3 separate regions of the Homo sapiens genome follow, and regions 2 and 3 are each linked to region 1. A link is an interaction called in ENCODE POLR2A ChIA-PET data of the cell type or tissue named here. Cell type or tissue: endothelial cell of umbilical vein. All regions are shown on one strand.

Region 1 (2,500 bases):
CCTGGATTTATAGTTTCAGTGGCTGTCAGGCTTCTCATTATTGGGGCTGGATTATTCTTTGTCATGGGAGGCTGTCCTGTGCCTTGTAGGAGGTTAAGCAGCATGCTACAGATTTCTATAGTACCCCTGTCCCCTCACAGTTGTGACAACCAATTATGTCTCCAGACATGACCAAATGAGGGTCAAAATCATCCAAGTTGAGAATGATGATGATATATGGGTACATTTAAATTTATTGACTTTGTGTTGCAGATGATGTCTGCTCTAAAACAGTAAACATTGGATTTACTTAGTCACTTAATCAGCCTGTGGCTCAGCTGATTCATTTGGAGGTAGTAGCTCTGAGCCTGTCTCTTTGATGGTGGCCCTTTGAGGTGAGTGAGTCATCAGCTCTGAGCTTTTTTGATGTGGCAGGTTAGTTAGGGTTATCATAACAGAAATTCTTTATCTTTAATAGTGTATTTCTGGCTGGGTGCAGTGGCTCACACCTATAATCCCAGCACTTTGGGAGGCCGAGGCGGGAGGTTGACTTGAGCCTGGGAGTTAGAAAACAGCCTGGGCAATAAGAGGGAGACCTTGTCTCTACCAAAAAAAAAAAAAAAAAAAAAAAGCTGGGCATGGTGGTGCACGCCTGTGGTCCCGGTATTCAGAAGGCTGAGGTGGGAGGATTACTTGAGCCCAGAAGGTTGAGGCTGCAGTGAGCTGTGATCATGCCTCTTCACTCCAGCCTGGGCAACAGAGTGAGACCCTGTCTCAAAAAAAAAAAAAAGTGTATTTCAGTCAATTGCAACCCATTCCTAATATCCATTAATAGTATGAATGCCCATATGTGGTGAAGTTTTAACTGCATTTGGAAAGAAAACTGGCATTCCTGGTGACTCAACGTTTAATTTTTGTATTAATCTTTTCTGTAATAACAGGCTGGAGTTCTTGTCAGGAAATGGCCCTAGCTGTGGATTACTAATGGGAAAGGGAAGCCTATTTTCCCTGCCTTGGTGTCTCATTTATTGGCTGGGATGCTATAAATGACTCAGGGGCTTTATAGGATTCGAGACACCCGCCCAGGGGCCCAAGTCAGGGCCCTTTGTATTTGGAGATCTTAATTCCTCTCCCAATAGTGACCTGTGCTTGGTTCTGAAGTCACTTCTGACCTCGTGTGGAGCTGTTCTGCCCTCCCTCCCTCCATAAGGGGACCAGTGGTTTTTCCCCAGGGCAAAAAGAGTCATAACCTGCCTCTGTGGATGCCACATCTGTTTTTGTTTTCCCCTGGTATTTTTTAAGTAAGAAGAAATGTGTGTAGGTTAAAGGGCCTATGGGGAGGAGGTTAGAGATAAACACTGTACAATGTGAAACTCTTCCATATGGGGAATGTGAGGATGTTTGAAGGCCAGGCCTAAGACAGGCATCATCCAAACACAGCCCCTGGTCAGTTTCAGTGCCTTAAGGATGTATGCGCATGACCATTTGGTGTGCAAATGAGACTTTATTTAACAATTAAAAGAAGCAGTTTCAGCACCAATGAGTATTTCCTCTCCTTCCTGGAACATTTTAGTAGGAAAGGTGGGAAAGTATTAATTTAAGAGAGAAAGATATGTGGGTGGAGGCATTGAACCTGTGGCCTGTGATGTTGGTCAGGCTATCATAGTAGTCTTCTAATTCATTCGTTGTCAGATGGTCTCCTGAGTGAGGCCTTTGTCAACATCTGACCGTCTGTGGTTCTCTTTTTGCCTTGCTTGGGAATTGTTTCACCTGGAATACAAAATCCCATGGCTCTGTGTTATCCCATGTTTGAAATATTAGTGGAAGCATTTGACTTTTGTAGATATGAAAGCAGATTGCTTTACAAAATCCAGAAGTTCATGAAGGATGCCCTCAGTACAGCTTTTCATTTAAATCCGTGGATACTGAAACTTGCCAACCACAGTAATTACTTTGTCAAAGGTCTTGTTATTGCGCCTAATGTTAAATAACGATTTGGTCCAGGTGCTGAGGAATGCGGACAGAAATGAAGACACGTGTTCGTGGCTAGAACCTAAATTATAGAATTTTTTAAAAAAAGGGTTCTCGATTTAGTCTCTCCAATAGAGAACCTTTCTGTAAATCTTTTCTTTATAATTTTAGAGTTAAATTCTTTATAATTAAAAGCACTCGGCAAATAATGATTCATTTAAACCGGAGTTCTGATTCATTACTCTAATTATTGTTACCATGCAGTGCCCTTTGGCCTGGAAGTGAAACTCGTGTGCTCCTGACACCAGAGGTTAACAGAGCAGGAAGGCAGAGCGCTGTGTCCCCGCAGTGACCAGAATAATTTAGTAATTGTCTAATTACCTGAGGAGTCTAATGCTAATACTAAAAATAGTATTAAAAAATTAAGTGAAAGTCATTTTCTTGTTTCTTGTAACCCATCTGTTCTCTATTTTGGGCAATCGGGTGTCATGGGTGTAAAGTGCGACTCATTTTAAAGGATCAGATCACTTCTCTCCTGTTGGATAAATAT
Region 2 (2,500 bases), 210 kb after region 1:
TTACAGGCGCGAGCCACTGCGTCCGGCCTCCTCCACCATTTCTTTTCAAGCCTGCGGCCTCCTATTCCTCCCAGTCTCAGCTCAAAGGTCACTTCCTCCACGGGGTCCTCCTTGACCGTCATTCTGAAGTTGTCCCGCTTCCCAGACACCTTGTCACCTTCTGTGCCACTGCCCGGCTCTGTTTTCTTGGGGGCACTTAGCGCTGTTGAAATCACCTACCTTGTCTGTCTGTTCATTTATCACCTGGTCTCTCATGCTGGACTCTTAGTTCCTTGACAGCAGAGTCTCAGCGTTTGCTGCTGTATCCTCAGCATCCAGAGTGGTCCCCGGCACATAGCAGGTGCTCATTTGTGTTGTTGAATGAATGCATCTCTTTTAGTTGTCACTCCAGCCCTGAGAAGCGGGCAGCATTATCCCCATTTTACAGATGAGGTAACTGAGGCTCACAGATGTCAAGTCATGCACCCCAGGTCAGCCCACAACTGGTGACAGAGGTGGAATCCCAAGGCAGCATTTGTCGTCAACTCGAGTAATTTTTTCTAGTCATGTCAGAGAGGACAGAGAAACCAAACAGAACAATCAGGGTCTTTCCTATTTATCATTCTCAGTAATTGCTGAAAAGCCATTTGGATGTTCTCTGAAATTTAAAAAATGTGTAACCCTTCAGGCAAAGTTCACGCTGGGAAGTCCAGGCTGTTCCTGACTTCAGTGGGAACCCTGGCCCTTGGCCACAGGGCCTCAGGCGGAGTCGGGGGTCCCAGCAAAACATTGCAAAACAGGAAAAAATCTAAGGACACAAAAATAAAAGTGATGTGGCAGCGGGAAAGGGGTTGCCATGGCTTTGAGCGACTCGCTGCGCCTGGGTGGGATCCAATGTTTTGGAAGGTTCCTTCACATGACACAGAGTTTTGGAATTTTTCGGCTGGTAAATCCTTCTTAATTCAGGCCCCCAGGCTTGGCCAACTAGCTCCCTGGCTCTGTGTGTCCTGCGGGGGCGTAGGTTGGAAACTGGCCTGCATCAGATTACTCAGCTTTGAAACTTAAATTGTTTGAAGAGAATTTTTTGTTTTGTTTTGCTGGACGATTTTCTTGGAACGGTCTGATGGCAGAGGCTCCCATCACCTGTCCAGAGGACAAATTGATTTTTTAGAAAGGACGCGTGGGTGGTGGAATTCCCTCTTTCCCACTGAGTCATCATATCCTGACATGAGTCATTTTATTACTTGGAGGTCCCCAAAGGTTGTATTTTGAGCTTTGTTTAATAAATATAAATGCATATGCTTAAAATAATTTTTTTTTTTCTAAATTAAGTATTTTTCCGTGAATTTGTGCCCTGGAACAATCGGAACCATCTTAGAGCAGACACCTGCTCTTCCCACCTGTTTCTCTCCCTGGGTTTGGTTGTACCCGGCGTGATGTTCTCTGAAACAATAGACCTGGTATGGGAGTCTCTAGATGGGGCTTCCCTCTGGGAAATGTCAGACTCCAGACAGGGCTGGGGCATGACTAAGGCTCTCCGGACCTTTGCCCTCTGTGACTCATGTCCCTGGTGTCAGTGGCCCCCCGGGCTGGAGCCCATCACTTACCCACAGCTTTGCTGGGACACGAAGCTGCTCTCCAAAGATGCGATCCAGATTGCAACTCCGAAGCTGCCGTGGAGATAGAGAAAATGGTCTCGTTTTCAGGGATCTAAATATTTGCCTAAACTTGGTCCCCTGCATTGAAGAACAGGCTTTTAAGTCCAAGAATCCTGCAGTTCATTCCGTTTGCATCCATTTGAAGGAGGCCACAGAGAAATGAGTTTTTAGTTAGAACACTCATTGTGTCTAAGCACTTCCACCATCAGAAATTGTTCCTGGTACCAAAGGCCTTTGTGTAATTCCCACTTCAAAGGCTGGATTTTGAATCACCCAGCAGACTCGGCCTGAAGCCTGGATTGGCCTCACACTATGTACCTTGGGACTCAGTTTTCCCATCTCTGAGATGGGGTTGGTGGTGTATTAGCAATAGAAGGAGATCAAGGAACTGAAAGTATCAGGCACATAGTAGGTGCTCAGAAAACATCAGCTGCCCTTCTACCTGCACTCTGGGAGCCTGGTTGACTTCACACAGGGTTCAGAGGGCAGAGCCATGTTGGTTTCTTGTCTGGGAGAAGAGTCCTTCTTGGCGAGGTGAATTCCTCTCCTGTCCTTACCCTAGACCCATCAGACTCCTGGAGTCATAGCCTGGCAGCTGGAGGGAGGGTAACTCATGGTCTGCTTCCTCCCCTTCCCATTTTACGGATGGGGAAGTCGAGTCACACAGTGTGGTCACTAGACTTCTTTGAGGTGACAGAGTTCATCAGTGGAGGGCTGGGCCTGAAACCCCAACTTCCTGGTTCCCAGAGTAGCTGGCTGTCTGAAATGTGTGGGGATCATCCACAGATGACAGCTTAGGGCCGAGAAGAGTCACGTCTAGGGTGGGACAGGGGAGGAGCTGAAATCCGACCTCTGTGTAAGAT
Region 3 (2,500 bases), 300 kb after region 1:
ATCTCAGCTCATTGCAACCTCCACCTCCCGGGTTCAAGTGATTCTCCTGCCTCAGCCTCCCAAGTAGCTGGGATTACAGGCATGCACCATTACTTCTGGCTAATTTTTGTATGTTTAGTAGAGATGGGGTTTCACCATGTTGGCCAGGCTGGTCTTGAACTCCTGACCTCAAGTGATCTGCCCACCTTGGCCTCCCAAAGTGCTGGGATTACAGGCATGAGCCACTGCACCCATCCAGCCCATTTTTAAAAATCATTATTCCATCTTCCACAACACCAGTGGAAAACTGGTATAATGGCTCCCAAAGTTGTCCATATTCAGATCCCCAGAGCTTGTGAATATGGTTCTCTATATGACAAAAGGACAAAAGGACTTTGCAGATGTGGCTAAGTGATGGATTCTGAGAGGGGGAGATTATCCTGGATTATCTGGGTGGGTTCAATGGAATCACAAGGGTTCTTAGAAGAGGGAGACAGGAGTATCAGTGTCAGAGAAGGAGACAGGAGATGTGATCATGGAAGCAGAAGTGTGTGTGTGTGTGTGTAGGAGAGAGACAGAGAGATTAGTGTGTGTGTGGAAGAGACAGAGAGACAGAGGTGTGTGTGTGTCTGTGTGGAAGAGAGAGAGACAGAGAGACTAGTGTGTGTGTTTGTGTGTGTATGTGTGTGTGTGAAAGAGAGAGACAGAGAGAGACAGAGAGAGAGAGAGATTAGAAGATGATGCGCTGCTGGCTGGCTTGGTAGATGGAGGAAGGGGCTAGGATCCAAGAAACGTGGCCAGCCTCTGGAAGCTAGAAAAGCAGGAAACAGATTGTGCCCTGGAGCCTCCAGGAGGATCAGGCCTGCCACAACTTGACTCTAGGACTTCTGACCTCTACAGCTGTAAGATCCTGAACCAGCATTGTTTTAGGCCATTCATTTTGAGGTGATTCATTACAGCAGCAGTAGGAAGCTCAGACACTGGTTAAAGACGTGCTCATCAACAGAGCGTTCCATTCACGCTGGGGGCTTGACTGCTATGATCTCAGTCCTTACAGTCCTGCCAGGGCATTACTCCTATTATTTCCATTTTACAGATGAGAAAGTTGAGGCTCAGAGAGGTTACATAAATCATCCAAGGTCACACAGCGAGTAAGTGGCAGAGCCAGGAGATGTTCCTACATATTACTCTTCTGCAAAAAATGTACAGGGTTCAAGAGGAGACTGAGAGATGCAAGCCTGGCCCTCTGAGTCAACCCGGGAAGTGATGCCTTATTTTTTCTGACTTGTCAGGATATCCTTCTAACCCCCTAACTCTCCCTCTCTTGGTTAAAAATAGCCTTTGCTCTATTGCAGTTTGGCAGCTCAGTGACCCCTCATTTGTGGCTGCCCATAAGCACACCACAGACCTCCTTGCTTTGGGAAAACAGCTTTCCTGTGATGACAGAAGCCTGAGTCAGGGCTGCTGACGGCAGGGTGAGGGAGAGAGGGCGATTCCTGAGAGCGGCCAAGCTCAGGACACCTCTGGGGCGGGCATCGCAGCCAACTCTGCAAGGCGCCCCATCCCGTCTCATCACACGCCGGGGACCCTTTGGGCATCTGCTTTCTAGAGGCCACTTTAAAAGGAGTTGGAGCAAGTTCTGACCCCCACCCCACGAGCCAGGGAATCCCCTGCTCCCTTGCAAATTTGTTCTTTCTGCTTCTCTACCTGCAGTGATGCCTCTCCCAAGACCCCAGGCTGCTACTACCTGGCTGGCTGTCCAGGGGCAGGACCTGTCCTTCTCTCTTCTGGCCCCAGCCTCATCTATAACTTGGGTGAAGGGATTGGAATATCTCATGTCAGAGGTTCCTGTGACCACCTGCTGGTCCTGGGTGGAGCCTGTCTTGGTCTGCACTTAATGTCTTAAACACTTGTACCTCTGAAAGGACCTCTCGTGTAGGATGGTTTGAGGATTCAACCAGATAGTGCAGGGAAAGGGAAGGGCATAGTCTTGATAGAGTCAGCTCACCATAGATTACTGAGCCTTTTCATTATTATTTTTTATTTTTAAATTTTTGAGACAGAGTCTCACTCTCTCACCCAGGCTGGAGTGCAGTGGTGTAATCTCGGCTCACTGCAAGCTCTGCCTCCTGGGTTCAAGCGATTCTTGTGTCTCAGCCTCCCAAGTAGCTGGGATTACAGGTGCCCGCCACCATCCCCAGCTAATTTTTTGTATTTTAGTAGAGGTGGGGTTTTGCCATGTTGGCCAGGCTGGTCTCTAACTCCTGAGCTCAAGCAATCTGCCCGCCTCAGCCACCCAGAGTGTGGGGAGCCACTGCGCCCAGCCCCTTTTCATTATTATCACTGTTATAGAGTGATGCTCTCCTAACAAAACAGGTTTATTTCCTGCTCTCTCCTCCCGGGTCAGGTTTCTGAATCTAAGCAGAGATTGCAAACAAGTGGTTCCACAAGTCATGCCCAGCCCATGGATGTGTTTACAAGGTGTTATTCTGCACAATTATTTCACAACTTGAAGTAGTTG

The links. Peaks named below come from ENCODE experiments on the same cell type or tissue, not always from the same donor. Only the 100,000 strongest peaks of a DNase experiment are listed, where the experiment ranks them.
Region 2: POLR2A ChIA-PET joins it to region 1 with 9 read pairs; 1 of 35 experiments calls an interaction of 5 or more read pairs at or near these places.
Region 3: POLR2A ChIA-PET joins it to region 1 with 5 read pairs; 2 of 35 experiments call an interaction of 5 or more read pairs at or near these places.

Annotation. Positions count from the first base shown.
Region 1 is chr20:51,659,637-51,662,136 of GRCh38, reverse strand. All of the region lies in intron 13 of ATP9A (ATPase phospholipid transporting 9A (putative)), which reads left to right. Among named protein-coding and RNA genes, the nearest start is that of ATP9A, 110 kb to the left of the region's middle. In endothelial cell of umbilical vein, no CTCF peak of the experiment used is centred here; DNase peaks (open chromatin) are centred at 366 and 956; H3K27ac peaks cover 2,500 bases.
Region 2 is chr20:51,445,888-51,448,387 of GRCh38, reverse strand. All of the region lies in intron 6 of NFATC2 (nuclear factor of activated T cells 2), which reads left to right. Among named protein-coding and RNA genes, the nearest start is that of MIR3194, 5.8 kb to the left of the region's middle. RefSeq lists enhancers at 1,022-1,316, 715-1,914. In endothelial cell of umbilical vein, no CTCF peak of the experiment used is centred here; DNase peaks (open chromatin) are centred at 977 and 1,477; H3K27ac peaks cover 2,236 bases.
Region 3 is chr20:51,359,511-51,362,010 of GRCh38, reverse strand. No RefSeq gene overlaps it. Among named protein-coding and RNA genes, the nearest start is that of MIR3194, 92 kb to the left of the region's middle. In endothelial cell of umbilical vein, no CTCF peak of the experiment used is centred here; DNase peaks (open chromatin) are centred at 890 and 1,330; H3K27ac peaks cover 2,453 bases.